Regions from separate parts of the Homo sapiens genome. Here region 2 is linked to region 1. A link is a loop called in an ENCODE intact Hi-C map of the cell type or tissue named here. Cell type or tissue: psoas muscle. All regions are shown on one strand.

What was found. Peaks named below come from ENCODE experiments on the same cell type or tissue, not always from the same donor. Only the 100,000 strongest peaks of a DNase experiment are listed, where the experiment ranks them.
Region 2: a loop joins it to region 1, with 2.6 times the contacts of the local background. A loop is called at or near these places in 4 of 110 quality-filtered maps.

Annotation. Positions count from the first base shown.
Region 1 is chr16:72,097,579-72,102,578 of GRCh38, forward strand. DHX38 (DEAH-box helicase 38) reads left to right here. Exons shown (of 27, transcript NM_014003.4): 4 at 99-203; 5 at 1,067-1,214; 6 at 1,349-1,467; 7 at 1,626-1,702; 8 at 2,154-2,309; 9 at 2,858-3,019; 10 at 3,508-3,615; 11 at 3,922-4,034. Among named protein-coding and RNA genes, the nearest start is that of DHX38, 6.2 kb to the left of the region's middle. RefSeq lists an enhancer at 1,424-1,924. In psoas muscle, a CTCF peak has its summit at 1,930 (motif pointing left); a DNase peak (open chromatin) is centred at 1,883.
Region 2 is chr16:71,852,132-71,857,131 of GRCh38, forward strand. ATXN1L (ataxin 1 like) reads left to right here. Exons shown (of 3, transcript NM_001137675.4): 3 at 1-5,000. Among named protein-coding and RNA genes, the nearest start is that of ATXN1L, 8.7 kb to the left of the region's middle. RefSeq lists enhancers at 1,168-1,307, 3,808-3,857. In psoas muscle, no CTCF peak of the experiment used is centred here; no DNase peak of the experiment used is centred here; H3K27ac peaks cover 1,745 bases.

The DNA of each region.
Region 1 (5,000 bases):
CCTGTGAGTGAGTGGGCAGCCTGTCCTTTCTCTAGGGTGAAGATGTGTATACCTTAGGATGGGATGCATGTTTTTAAGCTTCGTGTGACTCTTCATAGATGAGCGGGATAGAAGTAGGCACAGCAGCAGATCAGAGCGAGATGGAGGGTCAGAGCGTAGCAGCAGAAGAAATGAACCCGAGAGCCCACGACATCGACCTAAAGGTAGACTCACTGTTTTGGTGGCTTGTGAGGATTCAAGTGTATAAAAGGCAGAGTGAGTGACTCTCGTCTTCAGTGAGATTGCTGAGGCATTGAGTCAGAATTCCCGATTCTACCATGAACATCTTGGGATAGTTGGTTCTGAGTCAGGTGGGCACAGCTCTGCACTTGGGGTGGATATGGTTCCTGTAAGGTGAGAGGCTGGTTTGCTGAATGGCCAGTTTTCCAAATGGTAGGAAAGAATAGGGAGCTGGAGGTAGAAGAAGTGTTTATTAAAAAGAACTACTTATATCCAAGAAGGGTGTGTTTGTAGAGATAAAGTAAATATCCCTTAAAATGTTGTCATAAACACAGAATGCAAACTGGACCATTGGCTAGGTGCAGTGGCTCATACCTGTAATCCCAGTACTTTGGGAGGCTGAGGCAGGCAGATTACTTGAGGTCAGGAGTTCGAGACCAGCCTGGCCAACATGGTGAAACCCCATCCCTACTAAAAATACAAAAATTAGCCTGGGGTGGTGGTGGGTACCTATAATCCCAGCTATTCGGTAGGCTGAGGCAGGAGAATCACTTGTACCCGGGAGGCAGAGGTTGCAGTGAGCCAAGATCACACCACTGTACTCCAGCCTGGGCGACAGAGCAAGACTTTGTCTCAAAAAAAGAAAAAAAGGAAAAATACATCCTGGACCATTAAAAATTGAGATATCTTTAAAAACTGTCAAAACCGATCTTAACCGTTATAGATACATGCAAGGTTTAGAAATAGTAAAAGGAGTAAATTTGGGGAATTGACTTTTGGCAACTGGTTCTAGACCATGTCATGGTTAAGTGAGATGTTTCCTGTGGATGTGTCTTTTGTGGCCCAGATGCAGCCACCCCTTCAAGGTCTACCTGGGAGGAAGAGGACAGTGGCTATGGCTCCTCAAGGCGCTCACAGTGGGAATCGCCCTCCCCGACGCCTTCCTATCGGGATTCTGAGCGGAGCCATCGGCTGTCCACTCGAGATCGAGACAGGTGATGTTCTGGGCAGAGCAGCCCAGTTTCGCTGGGTGGGCGGTAAGGAGCCTCGGCAGGGAGAGCAGATGGTGGCCAGGAGGACGTGGCTTAGCTCAGTGACAGTTTTGTGATGCTGGTGCTGCTGTTCCCAGGTCTGTGAGGGGCAAGTACTCGGATGACACGCCTCTGCCAACTCCCTCCTACAAATATAACGAGTGGGCCGATGACAGAAGACACTTGGGGTCCACCCCGCGTCTGTCCAGGGGCCGAGGTGAGGCCTGTGGGGCAGCAGGCAGAAGAGCAGGCTTGCTTGCCCTAGCGAGGATGAGCAGGGGCTGCCCTTCTGGAGCTGCATGGCCCTGCAGATCTGTCTGGGGCCGCTGGGGACAGGCCAGGGCATGGACTGACCTGCTTCCTGTGCTCCTCCAGGAAGACGTGAGGAGGGCGAAGAAGGAATTTCATTTGACACGGAGGAGGAGCGGCAGCAGTGGGAAGATGACCAGAGGGTAAAGTTTTATACCTCTGAGGGGCTGATCGGGGCTGGTGGCCGTCTGTAGATGGGTGACCCTCTAGCAGGACTGGGCTTTGATGAGGGTACACCTGAGCCCTGTTCAGACCCAATGCCCTGGAGTCTCTTTGCAGAGGCATAGACGGCACGGTGAACCCTGTCACTCACTGCAGTAGGCTGACCTAACTGTTCTGTTATGTGTTGGTGCCACCATGTGGTAAATCTAAGAAGTGCTATCGTGATGGGCTGCCCTCCAGTCCTGTGTAGTTGCCCACTGTGGTTCTCCTCCAGATGGCATGTGTCTGCAGGGAGGCCTCTCCTGCACCCCTCACAAGGGTAGCTCCACTGCAGTAGTGACTTCCTACCAAGCGTCCCTTCTTCTGTTGGCCATGTCTCGTGCATAAACTTGATCTGTCCCTCACTCCCTTGCTTTGCCTCCTGCCCTGCAGCAAGCCGATCGGGATTGGTACATGATGGACGAGGGCTATGACGAGTTCCACAACCCGCTGGCCTACTCCTCCGAGGACTACGTGAGGAGGCGGGAGCAGCACCTGCATAAACAGAAGCAGAAGCGCATTTCAGCTCAGCGGAGACAGATCAATGAGGTGAGGCTGCCTGCAGAAGTTGGAGCAGATTCAGAGCTGGAGGTAGAGCACGTGGGGAAGCAGCAGGTTATCCCCAAGTGAGGGCAGCACAGCTTGTCCCCTGATTGCCGAGAAGCCCAGATCCTCTGGAGGTGGAAGAGGAGTGGGTGATGAGCCTTTTAGTAGCTTAAGGAAAGCCCCGGCTCGTACTTCTCTCTTTTGCAGTACTTCCTTGAGGGGAAGTACTGTTGATGGGAACAGGTGCATTGGGACCTGCCTCTGTGGTCTGTGTTCTTTGTGTCTCTGATGTGGGCTAGGGACACTTACCATTTGTGTGTCCCTCTAGAGGTTCTGATTTAGATGAAAGGTGCTGCTGCTTGGAACAAACTCCTGCAGGTGATTTGGGATCAGCACCTCTTCTGTCTTTGGAGCTGTGGGTAGAGGCCTGTGACATCTTTGCAGCTACCAGTGGCCTTCTGTCAGGACTTGATGTGTGGACTTACCTCATAACCTTTCAGGACGACCTTTGGGGTGGCAATTTGAGTGTGGCTCCCATTGTGTCCTCACAGGATAACGAGCGCTGGGAGACAAACCGCATGCTCACCAGTGGGGTGGTCCATCGGCTGGAGGTGGATGAGGACTTTGAAGAGGACAACGCGGCCAAGGTGCATCTGATGGTGCACAATCTGGTGCCTCCCTTTCTGGATGGGCGCATTGTCTTCACCAAGCAGGTGAGGCTCCTCTGTGGCCAGGGACAAGACAGCTCAGAGAGACCTGATGTGGGCCAGGTGCAGTGGCTCATGCCTGTCATCCCGGCACTTTGGGAGGCTGAGGAGGGTGGATCATTGGATACCAGGAGTTCAAGGCCTGCCTGGGCAATATAGTGAAACCCTGTCTCAAAAGTACAAAAATTAGCCGGGTGTGGTGGCAGGCACCTGTAGTTTCAGCTACTCGGGAGGCTGAGGCAGGAGAGTTGCTTGAACCTGGGAGGCAGAACCTGCAGTGAGCAGAGATCACACCACTGCACTCCAGTCTGGGCGACAGAGCAAGACTCTGTCTCACACACAAAAAAGGCCTGATGTGGAGACAGAAAGAAGAGAAGGGAGAAAATAGCCCTGTACCATGAGAGGGTAGCAGTCCCTTTCACAAGTAGGGATCTTATGAACATGGCCTTCTTGCTGATTTTAACGGGCATCGCTCTTTCTCCCCACTGCTGCAGCCGGAGCCGGTGATTCCAGTGAAGGATGCTACTTCTGACCTGGCCATCATTGCTCGGAAAGGCAGCCAGACAGTGCGGAAGCACAGGGAGCAGAAGGAGCGCAAGAAGGTTGGTTTCTTGGTTTCGTGGCTGGGAAGTTTATGTGTATTTTTTTCTTTTTTCTTCTCTTCATAAGTCTTACTAGGCCCACAGATAGAAGTTAGGAGTCCCCTCTATCAAGTCCTTAGGCCCGACAGCTGCGGGGCCTGGTGTTGGGAGAGCTGGAGGCTTGAGGATTGGAATGTGGCTCGGTGCCACCAGCACTCTGGGGGAGTTTACCACCTGCGGGGTGAAGTCTGCTCTCCCGTGGGATTGATTTTCCATTGCTCGCAGTCATGTGGCAGGATGGAGCAGACTGACCTTTTTCCTTTTCAGGCTCAGCACAAACACTGGGAACTGGCGGGGACCAAACTGGGAGATATAATGGGCGTCAAGAAGGAGGAAGAGCCAGATAAAGCTGTGACGGAGGATGGGAAGGTGGACTACAGGTGGGCAGCCTCAGCCAGCAGCACATCAGCCTTGCTCCAAAGATGGGGGCCCATGTGGGCAGTTGCGGCAGAACCCATCGACTTTGTGGCTCCTGAGTGGGAGACTCTTAGGATACCTCTCTGCATCTTCCATTCTCTCTGGTCCCTTCCTCCTGGTCTCTTCACTGTCCTCCACTTTTCCTATATGTGATTCCTCCTCCCTCACACTGCTTCCTCTGGTGCTGGTGTTGTGAGAGGAAGGAGGCCCAGGGAGGTTAAGTAACTTGTCTGAGGTCACCCAGCTTGTCAGTGAGGGAGTTAGGATCAGACCCAGGCCGTCTCACATCAGAGCCACTCTGCTGAAGTACCTCCCAGGTGTTCAGCATGGGCAGCTGGGTTTTAGTCCCTTAGATTTGAGTTCACTATAAGAACTATTTTTAAAAGAGGTTCCAAAATAGAAAGGGTTATCTTATTGGCCAGTGACTTCTCTGCTCATAGAGGCATCTAAGCAGATGCTGAGTTGGGATTCCTGCATTGGGCAGGTGGCTGGACTTATCTGTCCCTTAAGATCCTCATCCTTCGAATGCCCTTATGTTCTACTGAACGGTCATCTGAGTTAATAATTCTCTCCACTCCTGTGTGAAATGTCCATACGAGAAGTTGGTACTATTGATCAGCCCTTATTCTTCTCTAGTTAACTTAATTCCTCAGGTATTAGTTATTGGGTGACCAGGAGGGACTGGGTGAAATTAGAAATAGGAAGCTCAGCAGAGCATGGGGCGGCACATCAGACAGGAAGTCTCTGGGGAGGGGGTTGGGGAGGGGTGTGTGGACTGTGTGGAGCACTGAACTGGTGTCTTTTTGCCAGGCAGCCTTGAGAAAGTGACAGTGCTCTGCATCTCGGGTGTGTACATGTGTCAGACATTGAGAGCTTTCAGTAGAGGTTGCAGGTTACTGTTTAGTGGGGCTGTTTTCACAGTTCTTTGA
Region 2 (5,000 bases), 250 kb before region 1:
GAGAAAGTCCAGGCTTTGGGAGCAGATGGCAGAGGGAGGGAGTAAAGAAAGAGCCAAAAATGATGATCCACAGCTTATAGTAGCAGTTAAACTGTCAGAAGTTTTTTTTCTTTTTTGTGGTAGAAGGGCAGGAGGCCCCAAGGTTGGAAATAAGAGGGTTCCCACCCAGAACCCTTCTTGTGAGAGATGCGCACTTTAAAGGGTGATTTTGTTCCAGATGTCTATGGCTGGGTGTGTGGGGGAGGAGCACTCTCATCTGCAGGACTCTGCTTGATCCTCTGCTTCATAGCCCTTCCCCATCTCTCCTCACCATTCTGCCTACAAGGCTTCTAGCAGCACGGGGGCCCGGAGGGAGAGCCCCTTCAGGGTTCAGAGTGAAGTACTACCTTGCCAGGGACTCAGTCAGGGGACTTTGGGAGAAAGACTTGATAGCCAGGCTGACTGGGTTCTAGGCAGGCCCTCTGGAAAGGTAGCTCACCTAACAAAGCTCCTCCATCTCAGCATGCCAGACCCACTTTGAAATCTCACAGAATCTTGCTGGTAATGGTGACTTTAGAACTAGTAGACCCTTTTTCCCAGGCACTGACCCCCCACCTTTGTCTGTGTTGTGCCCAAGTGCCTGCGCCACCCCCACCCTCCTGCTGCGCTGACCGCTGCATGGTGTCGTGACCTGGGCCTCATTTGTAGCTGCACTGCCTTTCCTTGTCTGCAAAGTTGGTTTTGTCCACTCTGACCAAGACCTCTAGTTTTTGGTGGGTAGGGGGTCTCTCTGGTTTCCCCTTCAGCTATAATCTCTATTTTTAAAATCTCAAAATCATGTCCCCTCCACTTCCACTGCCAAACAGCTTGGTGAAGAAACAAGAAGGGAACTATGCCCTGGGCCAGGGCGAATGCGTGGCTGGGCAGTGCCCATCATGGCATTTTCACATGTCCCATATGCCCCTCCTGTCTTATTCCACTGCTTCTCCCAGCATTCTGGTGCCTCCAAGCCATCCCCTCCCACCACCAGCTCTAAGATTCTAGGATAGTCTTGATAACATTTCAGTACCTGAATAGATGTCATTTTGTGTTGGTATATTCCTCTGCAAAAAGTATTTTCAATCTTGGTTGCATTGGCACCCCCCCTACCCCCCACCAATGTCTTAATCCCACATTTTCTTCACAACTTTTAGCATCAGCTCAGACCGTGGGGTTCCACTGGGTATTGGGAATTAGGCTCCCCCACTAGCTTTCAGGTGGGTAAGTTTTTTTGTTTGTTTTTTGGGGGTCTTTAGACTCTTGAAGGCAACTCAGGGTATTGTCCACGCAGCTCTCTGGTTAGACTTCTCCCAGGCTATGATCCTGGCATGTCCTTTATAAGGTATACTTGGATTGGCCGAGACCTGGCCTGGCATCAGGAGTCCAAACCTCTGAGGTCTGATCTCTGCTCTGTCAAGGACTTTCGGCAAGTCTCGTGACCTCTGGCTCTTTCACTTCCTCCCCACCTGCCAAATGGGGATAAATAATCTTACCTACCTCCTGGGGGGAGGGGAAGTTCTGAGAATGGAGTCATTCTTAGTGTTCAGGTGCTAAAGGTTGTTCTCCTGGGGGAACAGAGTGACTGAAACTGGCTTGTTTGCTACAAGCCCTACCCTCCACTCTTTCATTCCTTGAAAGCAGTTTGCCTGGTCAGTCAGCTTTTGGGGGTCCATCAAAGGAGGTTGCTGACCTGACCGTGAGTGCTTCAGTATCTGGTTTGTGTCAGAACCAGACGCCAACTTTGTACTGCATTTGGGATCATATCTTTCCCCTTCTCTGTCCCCCATTCTCTGAATGCTGCTTTCTCTGGCTTGTTTCCTACAGTGGGGGCCTGTGGGGTTGAGTCTTGAGGAATCCCCTCAAATGAGAAGGCCTTGGGAGAAGGCCTCATCTCTGGCTGTTTCATGAGCAACTCATTCCTAGAGTTCATTGTTTGCATGGGTTTCTCACAAGCGTCCTTCCTCATAGGAAGGCTCATCAACTGAATTTAGTGACATGTACACAGTAGATGCTCAAGCAGTGTCTGCAAGGACACAAGCTGAGCTTTCTCCTTATGGGGCAAACCTATGTCTAACCAGATACAGACCAATTAGTTTAGATCAAATCACCTTCCACTTGGGCTACTTGTGACTTTCCAACCTGGTAACTTCCACTGAATTCTGGAAAGAGAAATTCTTGAGGACCCTGGCAAGTTGGGCCCTGACCTTTCTGTTGCTGTCTCTTGCTGGTGAAGCAATACCAGCAGTTCCTGTAATACCACAATATCGTTCCATGCATATATAACATATTAATACTTGATTTTGCTGAGCTGCAAAGGTATCTGTCATAAAATATGGTCCCCAGGAAAAGAATCTCTGTGCTCTAAATCTCGGTCAGAGCTGTGGCCTCCCCCTTGCCTTTAACCTCTAGTTTAGTCTTTTCCTCCAGGCATGAAAAATATGACTAACCTGTGGTGTGTCCATTCTTCCTTATAGGAATTTCCTGAGTTTGCAGGAGACATGAGAGCAGTTTTTAGCGAGTATTTTAGTGGGAAGTTGCCAACTTTTTAAGAATGAGCAGTTGACAAGGGCCAGAGCCTGTCCCTTGTCAGCAGTAGGACATTTCCAGCTCTTAGGAATAGAAAGGAGGACTGCTGACTGTCTGGCGCTGTATAAAAATGTGTATACCAATTTGGGAATAGGGGAACCCAGTCATGGATGGATAATAAGCCAAGTCTTGAATCATTCCTATCAAGATTAGTATACATGAGGAAGAGGTGGCATGGGGGGAAGGGGCTCTGGGAGTTCAGAGCTGAGTACTTGTACCTGAGGGAGGGCCCCCAGCCAATCTGGGCTGGTCCTTCTATATTCTTGGTCCCAGTTGGTCATAACACCAAGGGCTTTGCCCTGCGCTGCTTTGCCACTGCTGCTGTCCGCTCACTGTCCTGCCTGCTGTCCTCTACAGCTCCCTATCCTTCCATGTCTTTGGCCATGTAGATTAAGTGTAGGCGTCCGGTTCATTCTTACCTGTGTTAGGCCATGTTATTTTATAGCGAAGTCATGTTCGATAGGGATGGTATGAAATGCTGCTGGTGGGCTGGTAAATCCAAAGGGATAAGGCTTCAGTGCTGTTGGGAGCCCTCTGGCTCCAAATGTCTGACTATCTTGAGGGAGAAACAAGCAGGTTTCTACTAGTGGTGTCTTCTGTTGTATTAACTTCTTTCCTTTGTGGTATCTTGTATCCTGTTTTAAAAACTAAATGAAGGGAACCACATTAGGGCCCATGCCAGCATCCCAGTGAAGTTCGTCCAGCTCCAGTTAGGTGGATTCTGGAGTTCGGAGAGGGTTTAAAGTTTGGCTGAAATAGCACCTCAAGTGGGGTTTAGTTTTATTTTTACCTGCGGGCATCATGGGCGATTTAGGGGGAAGCACAGGATGGTGGTGTGGTTTAAACCTGCAGCAAGCAGGCATGTTGAAGAGTTGAGTGATCACGCTGGAGATGAAGGGTTGGACATGGATTGACTGGGAAAAGGCCTGGGTCCATTGGAGTAAAGATAACCTAGTCGATTGAATTGGCCATGGGAAGTTAGGTCACAGTCTTATAAACAAAGTAAATAGGACAGAGACTAAGTTTTAGGGAGACATCTTGGCCTCCTAGGCTAAGTTTACTAAACCACACTGAAGCTATAGTACCTTCCAGATGGGCAAAAGTGTACACTACAGTTGAGGAGCTGAACCTTATTAGGTTGGATGTCGATCAGGAACCTGTTTGCCCTTTGCTGGGAAGCCTTCACTCTCCAGCTTTCCTGGGGTAGGGAAGGTCTCCCACATTATGCAATAATAAAATAAGCATCTGGGTCTTTGCAGCTGTCAGTTGCTCTTTCAACTCTAGGATCCATCTTTGGACCAGAAGCCTGGTCTGTGCCTAGGATGACACTGGCCCCAGAGATGCTAGAGTCGACTGCACTCTCTCCTTAGCTGCAGACCATGCACAGTGCCTGGGGCGGAAGGAGGAGAGGTGTTGCGGTTTGCCCTGCTGCCTCCCCAGCAGGAACAATAGTCATAAATGCACTTTTCACACTAAAGGTTTCTTTATTAGTTCTCCAGTTAAACCTAGATCCCTCCCTGGTAGATTGCGAACTCAAAGTTTTGTGATCCCAAAGCCATTCCACTGCAAATGCCCAGCAGTGAAGATGGCCTCAAATTGGGTTCTTGCCTGCAGTGTGTGTGGCAGCAGCCCATGTGCCTTTACCTGTTGTCAAACTTGCAAGCATTTATTTGTCTTTATGACTGTCATGGGGACTGAGGTTCTTCAGAGAAAGAGTGTGAGCTGATGACACAGTGGTTTTACACCCACCCCCTGGGCAGGGAGTTTGCACGTAGTTGTGAGCTGTGAGTGGTTAGTGCATTGCTGGTATTGCTGAAGGCAGGGTTGATCCCTCACTTGACTGATACTTGCATTCAAGAGAATCTAGATTGTGTTGGGGGAGGGACTGACTGTACTCATGGCTAACTTAAAGTATTAAAATAAGGCTGTCCCCTACAACCTTCTTAGTCACACAGGATCCCTGTAGCCAAAACAGTATATGATCCAGCTGCAGAGAGCAGACTGCTCTCAGCTTGCACAGCACCTTAGGCGAGGGAAGAATATACGGATAGGGAATGGGGTGGAGAAAGGATGGGAATGTTGTCATCCAGGTGGCTTTAGGGTCCTAAGGAGTGGAGAAGGATGGCACTGGGGAGGTCTGGATGGATCTGTGTAGGAGTTCCCTGTAGATAAATTACTGATCCCCCATCTACTATCCCCAGTATGTAATGGCTGAATTAATATGTAATCAACTGCATTGTATCTAAAGCCTTAGAACTAGTCAGGTGCTCCCTCCACCCAATACCATTTCTTACCCTCTAATCCTACCTGATCTTTAACAAAGCATTAATAATTCTAAGGATAATCTCTATTTTGTTGTGCTTTTTTGTAACTGTTTTAAATAAATCAATTTGTAC